Regions from separate parts of the Homo sapiens genome. Here all the other regions are linked to region 3. A link is a contact called in ENCODE Hi-C or POLR2A ChIA-PET data. All regions are on one chromosome and are shown on one strand. The core of a region is the stretch at or near the end of the contact, and the rest is flanking DNA. Distances in the headings are between cores, read along the strand shown. Region 1 overlaps CRIM1 (cysteine rich transmembrane BMP regulator 1). Region 2 has its middle 300 kb from the start of CRIM1-DT. Region 3 has its middle 120 kb from the start of CRIM1-DT.

The links. Hi-C counts contacts between places; a loop is a spot of excess contacts on that map. ChIA-PET counts read pairs that join two places held with the same protein, here RNA polymerase II (POLR2A). Pooled maps may share reads with other maps.
Region 1: a loop to region 3 is called in a map with no recorded cell type, with 2.5 times the contacts of the local background. The contact joins two enhancer-like sites. A Hi-C loop is called at or near these places in 5 of 37 single-sample maps with no recorded cell type and 6 of 50 pooled maps.
Region 2: a loop to region 3 is called in a map with no recorded cell type, with 11 times the contacts of the local background. The contact joins two enhancer-like sites. A Hi-C loop is called at or near these places in 18 of 37 single-sample maps with no recorded cell type and 5 of 50 pooled maps. POLR2A ChIA-PET finds 5 or more read pairs at or near these places in 1 of 52 experiments (activated naive CD4-positive, alpha-beta T cell).

Annotation. Positions count from the first base shown.
Region 1 is chr2:36,402,410-36,405,910 of GRCh38, forward strand. The region is part of intron 2 of CRIM1 (cysteine rich transmembrane BMP regulator 1); the gene reads left to right. Among named protein-coding and RNA genes, the nearest start is that of CRIM1, 48 kb to the left of the region's middle. Within about 2 kb of position 2,067, at least 8 of the 41 ENCODE cell types and tissues checked have a DNase peak (open chromatin) inside an H3K27ac peak, as active enhancers do.
Region 2 is chr2:36,057,355-36,061,446 of GRCh38, forward strand. No RefSeq gene overlaps it. Among named protein-coding and RNA genes, the nearest start is that of CRIM1-DT, 300 kb to the right of the region's middle. RefSeq lists an enhancer at 2,422-2,471. Within about 2 kb of position 2,522, at least 3 of the 41 ENCODE cell types and tissues checked have a DNase peak (open chromatin) inside an H3K27ac peak, as active enhancers do.
Region 3 is chr2:36,238,536-36,242,113 of GRCh38, forward strand. No RefSeq gene overlaps it. Among named protein-coding and RNA genes, the nearest start is that of CRIM1-DT, 120 kb to the right of the region's middle. Within about 2 kb of position 2,101, at least 3 of the 41 ENCODE cell types and tissues checked have a DNase peak (open chromatin) inside an H3K27ac peak, as active enhancers do.

The sequences.
Region 1 (3,501 bases), core at 817-3,316, 160 kb after region 3:
AGGACTAGCAAGAAGAAACAGCGTGACCAGAATGGGGGGGAGGGAGGGGTAAGGGCCAGACCACCTGAGCCCTTGTAGAAGATGATGAGATGTATGGATTTTGTGATGAGTACACAGGAAAGCCATTAAAGGATTGTGAGCAAAGGTTTGACATGATTTGTCTTTTAAAAGATGAATATGGTGGAAAAAGAGACTGGTTGGGGTAGGGAGATGTAAGAGTATGAACAGAGCTGGCTGGTAGGGGTTCTTTTAGTAGTTCATGTAAGAGATAATGGGGACTCGTACCTGAGAGCTGGAGATGAAGAGAATTAGGTGCATTCGAGATACCATTGGAAATAGAATTAGCAGGAGTTGTTAATATGGATGTTGAGGGAAAGAGAAATCAAAGAGTACTCTTCGATGTGGAGTTTAAGCAAATTGTAGTGCCCTTTACTAGAGGGAGGACCAGATTTAGGAAGGACCCAGGAGTTTTGGGCAAATTAAATTTGACATCCACATAGAACTATTTGTCACAAGCAATTTTTAAATGTAATTCAGTAACTCATTAAGTAGAATTCATACATACATGCTCTATGGTGTATAATTACAAAGAGATATCCCTGAGAAAAGTCAAATCTCTCCAGAAAAAGTTATAACCTCATCAGGAGTTTGTATAGAAAAATAAGAATAACCTACTTTGCAGTGATTTATCACCAGGCAGAAACTGGCTGAAGAGGTGTCTGTGTTATCCATAAAATGTGTTTTCATCATTGCTGCATCACACATCACATGGGTTAGATTGGTGTAGAATATGTGGAACCTAGTGCTGCTTGCACAGTGAACATTTTGCAAAAGGAGGAAGACACTTAGGGCTTTAGATAATTCTCCTCTGTTTTAGCTGAAAACGTTTGGAGAACGTTGAATGGTTTATGATTTTTGGCTGTTTTGAATTATTTCCTCTATATAGAGAAAAAATAGACAATCAAAAATTGGCGTGTGATACTATACATCATTGTTTTATATTGAGTGGACAAATAAGAACCGTGTTGCATTCATAAGATGGATAAATCAAGGAAGGTTTTGTGGAGGAACTAGGAATTGGGTCCAACTCTGAGAAATTTGTTGATTGGCTCAGCAGAAGGGAAGGAGAGTTTAAGAGCAGCCTTGGATAGAAAAGAGAGGACGGACAGAGAGGTACAGATAGGAAGATACTAAGGAGGCCAAATCAGTGGGCTTCAGTGGCTGATTGACTTTCGGGGATGAAGAAAGGGAAGACTTCCAGATTGTGGGAGGACTATTATCAAGATAAATGCTGGAGAGGAGGTGGTCAGGATAGATTTTGGGAGGATGATAGGATATATTGTGGTGTCATTTATTAGAATGTGAAATACAAGGAGAGCAGCTTTGTGGGAGGTTGGATGAGGTAGGTACTCTGTTTGGTTATGTTTGAGGTATCTATGGAGAATCAAGGGGAGGATGAGAGTTACAGGTCTGGAACTCAGAGAGAGATCTGAGCTGGAGATAAGAATTTATGAGTCACCCTCTGAGGGAGACTGTGGTGTCTAATGACTTTTTGAGTACATAAATGATGTGAGGAGTATGAGCATTTTTAGGAAGATTAATGTGACAGTAATGTGCATAATGGAGGAAAAAAGTGACTGGCAATGTTAACACACCAAGAGTGATACCAAGTGTATCTTATACAAAAGGACCCCGTGCAGGGAAGCTGGCACAGGAAGTGACTCCTCTGTTAGCATGGTAGAAGAAAATCCAAGGGTTGCTACTGTTAGCCAAGTGAAAGTCTAAAACACAATTGCCAGTGCCCATGATATTGAGATGTATAAAATGGAATACATTATTTTAATTAATTGTTAATTGATTGGTTGACTAATTTATACTCCCTTGTTCAAAAAAGCCTTTAAAAGTATCTGACTATAGTAGAGCTGGTCAGACCCACACCTGGAATTAGGGCTAGTTCAGAGTAGAAGCACTGAAATGATTAAGTAATTGGATAGAGAGGTCAAGAAATAGGATTATAGTCATAGACTCTTTCAGTCCAGAAGGTACTCAGCATTCTCTACAAGTACCTTCCGAGGCGACCGCTTTCAGTTTAGAGCTGCTTTAATTGTTGATTCATTCATGCATTTATTCATGTATTCATTCAAAAAGAATGTATTGAGCACATGCCATGTGCCACTACACCTCAGATTCACTAGGGCAAATTTAGTTTGCTTTTACCTGAGGACTATTTTCTAAATGACCTAAATTGCAACACATTTTCAATATACTATGGGAGCTTGCTTTGTTTTTTTGTTTTTATATTTTGATTTTACATTGTATGGCTATGTTCTCTGAAATGAAACTAATTTTTACACAAAGACTTCTGTTTTATAGCCTTTTTTCTTTTCATTTTTAAAAGCGCAGATAACAGTTGCCTCAGATCATTAACTTAATTATCCTGTACTCTAAATTTACTATTTCAGTGCTACCTAAGGAAATGGTAATATCATGAGTTTTTTATTCCATTTTTAGTTTTTTACATTTCACTTATTTCACTTCCTTTTTTTCTTTACACAAGTAAAGCGTACGTGCTAAATTTTATTCTCGATTGTTACCTCGTCCTTGGTCTAGAGGCTGTAGTACAACCCTGTGCTGTGTGTGGCCTAATAAAATGTTGTAAATCTTATGTCATCTGTAATGTTTGTCAGTAAACAAATCTTTAGTATTTAGAAAGAAATATTATGCCATTTTTTATTTATATAACTTTTTTTCTCAAAAGCATTTTGGGTATTTTTTATGTGCGTGGGAGAAAATGCTCACAGAAAACACCCAAGTAAATGTGATCTGGTGGAGCTGGGAGTATTAGCATTCATGCCGCCTTTGAAATAGTGCAACAGAATTTCCTCTTAATGTTCCTGCCACTAGAACCGCTTCATGGAGACACTTTTCAGCTGTAGCAAGAAACCTGCTGCCATTGCATAAGTACAGGGAAGACAGAGGCTCCCAGCTCTGCCCCTACCCGCTGTCCCATACGGAGCTGAAGGTCCATGGGGAGCCTGGGTATCATGCACTGAGGGTGTCTCCTAAGTTTCTCAAACTTGAGAGAGCTTGATGGTCACACAGAGAGCTGGCTTAACTAGGACTAGACTAGGGCTAGGGAAATCTGCATTTCCAGCAAGCCCCAGGAGAAGCTGCTGCTGCCCATTTTCACCACAGTTTGAGTAGAAAAGTTATAGAGTGTTTATGTGAATCGACTTCGCTGCACAGAGAAATGGATTTGTTGTGCTGGTGTCAGAGAACATCATATCTTCAAGTAGTCACTGGACCTAATTTTGATTTCCACTACTTCTTTCATTGTTTTTTTAAAAAAGCATATCTTATACATTGCTTTGCTTCAAATGTTAATACATGGTAATGATTTCATTATGCAATTAAAAAATTTTTTTCTCAAGTAAATGTTAAATTAAAAATGAAATATTTCATATTATACAGGACCTCATGGTAAGGGACAAAACAAACCCT
Region 2 (4,092 bases), core at 1,272-3,771, 180 kb before region 3:
CTATTTCTTTAGGAGATATCTGAGGCACACTTAGCTCAGTCGCTTAGCTTTTTCAGCAACTGGGATATAGAAAACAGGATTCTGATCTTGCCGTCAGAAGACCTGAATTATTTCTATTACCAGCTATGTGACCTTGGTGAGTTACTTAAATCCTTCTGAGTCTCAAAACTAGTTCCCGTAAAATTCTTAAAATAAGACCTAACTCATAGGTTGTATGTGCCATACCAGCTGTGAAATTGGAGGTCATGAGGTATACAGTCTAAAGCAAAGAGGACAAATTAATTTCAACTCAAGGAACACATCTAGTTAAATTACAATAACTACCTGTAAAGCTTAGAAGGAATGTGGGCCATGGCCAAGCTCAGGAGTGGGAATATGAGTGACACATAAGTGCCATCCCTGATATCAGGTATTATTTATTATTTAACTTTCAAAGGACTATCTCAGGTGTCATCTCATTCCTTCATGATTGATCGAACCTAATCAGTCTGCTCCCTTAATATAATAGAGAAGTCAGATCTGTAAGTTTACTCACTCAATGAGAAGCTGTTTAAATAAAAATATCAATAAGTGTAAACAGTACTATGTTTTACCATCTTTTTTTATTCTTCAAAATCAGATAGTCTATGGAAAAAAAAAAAACACCAGTCAAAGACATCTAGCAAAACTCTTCTTAAGATGAAAAAAGTTTTTAATACTTCAATCTGTGGTTTTTGTTCTTTATGGGCAGAGGGCAACATCTGACATTGTTTTCCTTTTTAACAGTCAATGTGACTATTTGACTCAAAGAGAGGATTCAAGTGCAGTAGAATAAAGCTGCTAGAGAAATAAAGCAGGAAGTTTCAAATTAAAGAAGAATGGAGTGGAGATTGTGAGGAAATGCAGATCAAAGTGACAGGGTTGAGGGGAGAAGAAGGGACAAAAGAAATGGCAGATAAGAGCAGAAAGACCAAAGCCAGGGTAAAGTGCAGTGAAAAGGAAAGAAGTCAGAAGGAAATATGTTTTCATTTATACTACTCCGGAAGGGTATTTTAAAAGGAATATGATGTCACTTCCGTGTCGGTATAGCAAAGATATTTCATAATACATAATTGTATTCCTTTTTGTCCATCAGGACCAAATTATTGCTTTCTCTAGAATTAATTTTTCTACTTTTTAGCAGAGCTTCAGAGAAATACTAAAATGATTTCATTTTTAAGAACTCATGTTTACTTATGGCACCCTTAAGAACATTCCCAAGATAAATATAAACAAATCTAATCTTACTCTCACAATGTGCTTCCCATGAAGTTTAGTCACTGAAATAGATGTACCACACAAAGGAGAATCAGTGCCAAACCTAATCTCACACTTTTAAGAATCATAAATCTTTACTTTTTAAATGAACATTCAAGCAACAATGATGTCCCTGTTACAGAAGTAATGTTACTTTAAAATGTTGCATTCCTTGACAAGTTTGCAAGTATGAACATAACACTTGTGGATCTTACTAGTGACAAAAAAAGGAATTTGCAGTTACTTTTAGTTTTAGTTTTATTTGCATTTGAACATTACAATAGATTGGAATTTTGGAATTTGTCTAGACTACAAAATTTTGCTCAGGAAAGTATAGATATGTTTCCCTTGCCCCGAAGAATGAATTTCTACTGTACTCTGTGATTGCATCTCGCAAATGAATCTTTATAGAGGAAGACTCTCTGCATATGCCTATGTCTCACACAGTCAGCTCAGCATATGTGACCATCTCAGTCCTCAGCCTGCCTCCCAGGTAGTTCCCTAAAAGTGTCCCACAGGCAACTCTGGCCTCAACTAGTAACAGATTTTGCTAGATTGTTTCACTTCCCAGGGGTGTGATTCAACATGATACATGATCTGACTCATGTAATAGGTCTACAAATTTTTTATTAAAATGTGACTTATGAAACAGTGCAAACATTCAGTATAGATCAAAGGCTTAGCAAACTATATATTCATTAGCTGGAATATTATACAGCCATCACAGATTATATTTAAACACATTTTTAAAGATAAAATAACAATTTTTAAAAATCAGTATTCAAAATTGTATATATGCTATAATTGTATATATATAGTGGGAAAAATAAAATTAAGCTTGTATAAAAATAAAACTAAGCATGTGTAAAAAGAAATATACGGTAACTGTGACTAGGTAGCTGGACTGTAGTGATTTTTTTATCTATATTTCTATTTATTTTCAGCATTTGCTTAAATGAGATTATGCTGCTTTAATAATGAATATGCTTGTATTTTAAAGTATTTGACAAAAAGGCCGATTTTGTTTTTGTTTTTCCTCTTAAATTTATTTTTTACTTTTTTTTTTTTTTTCTAATGAGGGAGGATCAAGGCAAAGCATAGCAAGGGTCAAAAACAGGAAGATTCAAGTTGGGGACCTAGGATCAGATATGGAAGCTGCCATAAAGAGATAAGAAAGCAAGTAAGCAAGTAAGCACAGCTGCAGGTTTATTGCTATAGGTCAAAGTTACAAACTGAGATCAGCCCACCAAGAGATAGAAAGAGGAACAGAAACTTAGCTCTAAGACCAGAAAAGGAGGAAAGGAAGAGGAGGCAACACCCTAGTATATCATGGGACATCTCATATGTAACTCATTGAGTCTTCATATTTTCTTTCTTTCTTCATACTTCTTTCATGAACTTTGGAGAGAGCTAAGAACCAGACAGGACTTTAAACTTTGGAGAGAACTAAGAACCAGCCAAAGCTTATGGCCCTTTAATCATTCAGTATAAATTCCTCCAGGGCCAAGCACCATCTCTGGCACTGGGGAAGCAACAACGAACAAAAAAGGATAGCCCCACACTCCTGGGGTTGATAGTCTTGATGGGGAGAGTTGACAAAAATATAGAAAAATTAATCAGTTAGATAACTAGCTAGTGTCAGGAACGAATAAGGGCATAAAGACAATAAGATAGGATCACATGACCAGGAAGTGTACTTCCCACAGTCAGGGCAGAACTTTTTAAAGAGGTAACACCCGAATTGAAGCATGATGATACAAAAACCAGTAAAGACCTGAGGGAAGGATGTTACAGCTTTAGAGGACAATCTCACATCAAGCCAGCTCCTGCAGAACACAAGAACCTCAGTGAGAGGAGATAAACCAAGGCGGGGAGTCTGTTAAAGAAGACAAGGAGGACACTTGCTCTCATCTCAACTCTGGGTGAAAGAAATTGGGAGGTAGAAAAGTTTCCCTGAAAATTTATGTTTACAAACTGGAACTCACTTGGGTTATAGCCAGAATATACACTACTAGTATAGTGGGGAGGATATAAAGCTTAGAAGTTAGTTTGAACTTAGTGTTTACTTTTCATAAACAAAAGAAAATTAACTTTAGAGGAAAGCAACTTAAAACTGGTCCTCAAAAAAACTCCTACAGGTTATGTTCCATAAAACATGTGTTCACAGAAAACAAAAACAACAGACTCAGAAAGACTGCCAATATTAGGATTATCAAATGGGTAGCCTAAATAATTATCCTTAATGCAGTTATAAAAACTAAAGTATCTGTCTCAAGTATAATAGAAACAGTAGACTGAAAATAATGAAACATACTTGGGAAAGAATTAAATAAAGCTTCTAGAAAAAAATCAAACAAATATTTTAAAAACTGAAATTACAAAATCAACAAATGGATTAAAGAGCAGATTAGGCACAAATGGGAAAACACATATAAAACTACTTTTTAGAGTAAATATAAAGTACTCAACAAAATTAGGGATTAATAGAATTATGCATGCAAAGCTGGCTATCCCAGATTACTACCAAATAGAATGTTAGAGAAGAGAGTATTTCTAGAGGTTAGCTTATCAAGCATCCTCTCAGAACAAAAATTCCCCCCTGGAGGCTCCTTTTATTCAGAGTGTGAGCTCCAAGACAGAAGGGACCAGTGTGACTTATTCACCAGCAGATCTCCAGCATTGGAAATAGTTGTTGGTTAAGTGCTCAATACACATTTGTTAACCGAATGAGTGAATAAATGAATAATGACATATTTAATAATAGTTGGTAGAAAGCCTACAATGATATTTGGAAACTTTAGTCTAATTCTGGGAATA
Region 3 (3,578 bases), core at 851-3,350:
TATAAAAAACTGTTAGATGATTGTCTAAAGGCAAGAACAAAAAGACTACATTAACAGGATCATTTTCTTCTCAGAAAAAAATTGCAGGAGCGTCTACCCAAGCCTGTAATAGAAAATTGGCCTGTGGAGTTACAAGATTGGTTACAAGATTTGATATAAAATAATCTCACCTCACCTATCAATCATTCCATGTGAACTATATCCAGTATAAGCTATGCTTATACTAACTGGTTAAACAAAAGGATCAAACGTAATTGTCATTTGCTCTGTAACAGTGTTTTTCAATTAGATTATAATGGATGATCCTAGTATATATGAATAAAAAATTATCAACAAATTATTACATACATAACCGCACCATAGAACATTATATTTAAAGGCAAATTATTTGTTAAAAGAAAAATGGTATCCATGTAGACCACTCTCCGTGAGTGCTCAATGCAATAACTGCATCCATTACTACCCCAAGTTGAAGGGAATGAATGAAAAGACCACTATGCTGTAAATCGCTTAGAAGCAGAATTTAGTTAATTGAGAAATTATGTTCAGGCTAACCTATCCAGATAGCGTCATATCTATGTGGAGTAAGTTAATAGAAATTCCATGCTAGCTCCATGAATTGGTTCAATAACAGGAAAAAATACAGATGAGGAGGAAGAGAGAACTGGCAATGTGAAGTGACACGTTTCAAAAACAATTCCTTTGTACTTATTCAGAGCTCCAAATCCATCCATACACATCACGGGAAATGTGACGATGCCCATGCACTTATCATTAGATTCACTCTCCAAAATGTCAACTACCAGAAATTAAACTCTTCCTGTAGGCCAGCTTGGTTTTTAAACACTATGTCTAATCTCGCAGCAACACCAGGACATAGGCTTCATTGTTGTACAGCTTTACAGATAAGGAAGTTGGGACTCGAAAGAGTTAAATGAGTTGCCCAAAGTCACAAAGCTATTAAATGACCAAGACAGGACTGGGATGAAGCTCTTGAGTATGAAGTTTGTGTAATATGTCCACTATGGCTAGCTGTATTAGTCCATCTTCACATTGCTAATACATACATACCTGACACTGGGTAATTTATGAAGAAGAGGAGGTTTCATGGACTCATAGTTCCATGTGGCTGGGGAGGCCTCACAATCATAGTGGAAAGCAAAAGGCACATCTTACATGGCAGCAGACAAGACAGAATGAGAGCAAAGAGAAAAGGGAAACCCCTTATAAAACCATCAGATCTCGTGAGACTTATTCACTACCATGAGAACAGTATGGGGGAAACTGCCCCCATGATTCAATCATCTCCCACCAAGTCCCTCCCATAACACAAGGGAATTATGGGAGCTACAAGTCAAGACGAGATTTGGGTGGGGACACAGAGCCAAACCATATCACTAGCTGTTTGCCAAGTAACAGAGAGGAAAAAGATTCAGAAATAACATTTGTCTCTGTCTGGGTATTTGCCTTAAACTGCAAGCTCCTGGAGGGCAGGGCAGCATGTGTTCCTACCTGGTTCTCCTTATATGGCACTAAGCAGTATGAGCAGGTGCTGTGGAATATCATTTGGTACTGAGAACAATAAAGAAGCAAGAACACAGATGATGGTAGGAGCCTAGCTTGCTGTCCTGCCTCTGAATTTATAAAAGGTCTCAGGAATGACATGCAGGATAGGGAAATATACAGCCTCTGAGCCTTGGTAGCTACATACAACTCACGATGCACACTGTCAATCTTGCTATGTTAACCGGCAAATGTCCAAAGGAGGCATTAAATCATTGCCAGAGACCACTCAGCTCACATTACGTTGTACTGAAGGGGGAGGAGGGGCAGATTTCAGAGTCCCACCTTCTTCCAAGCCCCCGCACTCTCCTCTATGTCTGCCCCGCAGCTCAGGCCTGGAATTTTATGTGCAGCAAAAAATCAAAGGTAAAATAAATGCTGAACAGCGATTGCTGTCATTGCCTTCCCCGCAGTCATTTCGCTATTAGCTGTTGGAGGAGCAGACCGTGTAGGCTGACGAGATCTGAGTAAGGACGAGGGATGAGATGTCAAGGCAGGGAACACGGCTGCCTTTGCGAGGTGGCTTTGACTCGCGCTGCAGACATCACACGTCAGCTCGGTGGAGACAGCAAGCAAACCCAACTGCAGCCGCAGAGAGGAAGCAAAAGAGGAGTGTGTGAAAAGATCAGCATATTCAGCCTGCCAATTATTTTCCTCCCTCCCCAACCCCACCCCCAAACACAAGTTCCTTAATATTAATAGTGCTGGAAATCGCAGCAATGAGCACATTGTTGGGGTGAAACTGAACATTACTCTCTAAATGAGATCCTGGGTGTGAAAGCAGAAGGTCCTCTCTGTCTCCCAGATCAGAACATTATCTGAGGCCAACAGCTCTGCAGCAGCTCTTAACCTCAAGAAAAGGGCTCGGCATTTCTGGTTCCCCAATAAAGCCACAGCACACCCTGGGACTGTTCAAATTATGGATACACACACACACACACACACACACACACACACACACACTCAAAGGAGATTATTACTAAGCTTGGGCTACAGCTTAAGAGGCATAAGTGGCATTCTCTTATTCCTCTGACTTGAATCCCTACACCTGTTACCCAAACTTCACTCACTGTTCTCCTCCACAAAAACACATTGTATCTTTGACATTACTATCAGTTTTGATATCAGAAGAATATGTGCCCAGGCAGCAGCATGACATATGTTGAAAGAGCTAGAACACTTGGAACTCTAACCTACTTTTATGAGACTTTTTTTTCTGGGTACGAGTCCCTTAGCCCATCCTTAAAGAAATATGACCAGCACCCATTCCCATCATTTAACTTTCCCAGATTAGAATTGAAACCTCTTCCCAACTGTACTGCAGGAGGTAGAAACTAATAGTTCTTTCTGAAGATTAAACCCTCTTAACCTTCAGGTGAAGAAATAAATATTATGCTGTTAAAGGATGAACCCCAGTCTAATGTCTATTAAATTCTTCCTGGCAGATTTTCCAGAGGTACAATAAGCAAAAGGAAAGAATAATATTTTCAATTTGTTAGATAAATGTAGGCAGGATTGGAGGAAAATAAATGAAGAGTACTTGCTTAGACTCTCGTATCGCTAATAACCCTGGAACATAATCTGAAGGGTTATTTAACCCCAGAGAGTTCAGGCTAGTGATGGAGGTCTCTGTGGGAGCAAGGTTTAGTCTCTGGATAATAGGCCTGCAAGGCCTGGGAAGTTAGCAGTGCCCCAGCAAGCAAGATGCATTTCAGAGAAAATCCTAATGGAAATTGGGAAGTCATCTATCAGTAAAGAACTGAGTGATCTTATCATGGGTTAGGAAGAAACAAGCAATTTCAGAAGCATTTGGGTAACTAGGATTTTACACCAATATATGAAATACCAGGGCTGGGATTGTAAGACTGGTGCAGGGGCTCCTGATAACTATTTATTCATGCATTAAACCATTATTGTGTACCTATTATGTCCTACACTCTGTGATCATTGCTGCTAACGCAAAGACAAATAGGATGTAGTCTTCAAGCAGCTTACCACGTCTACCGGGAGAGATA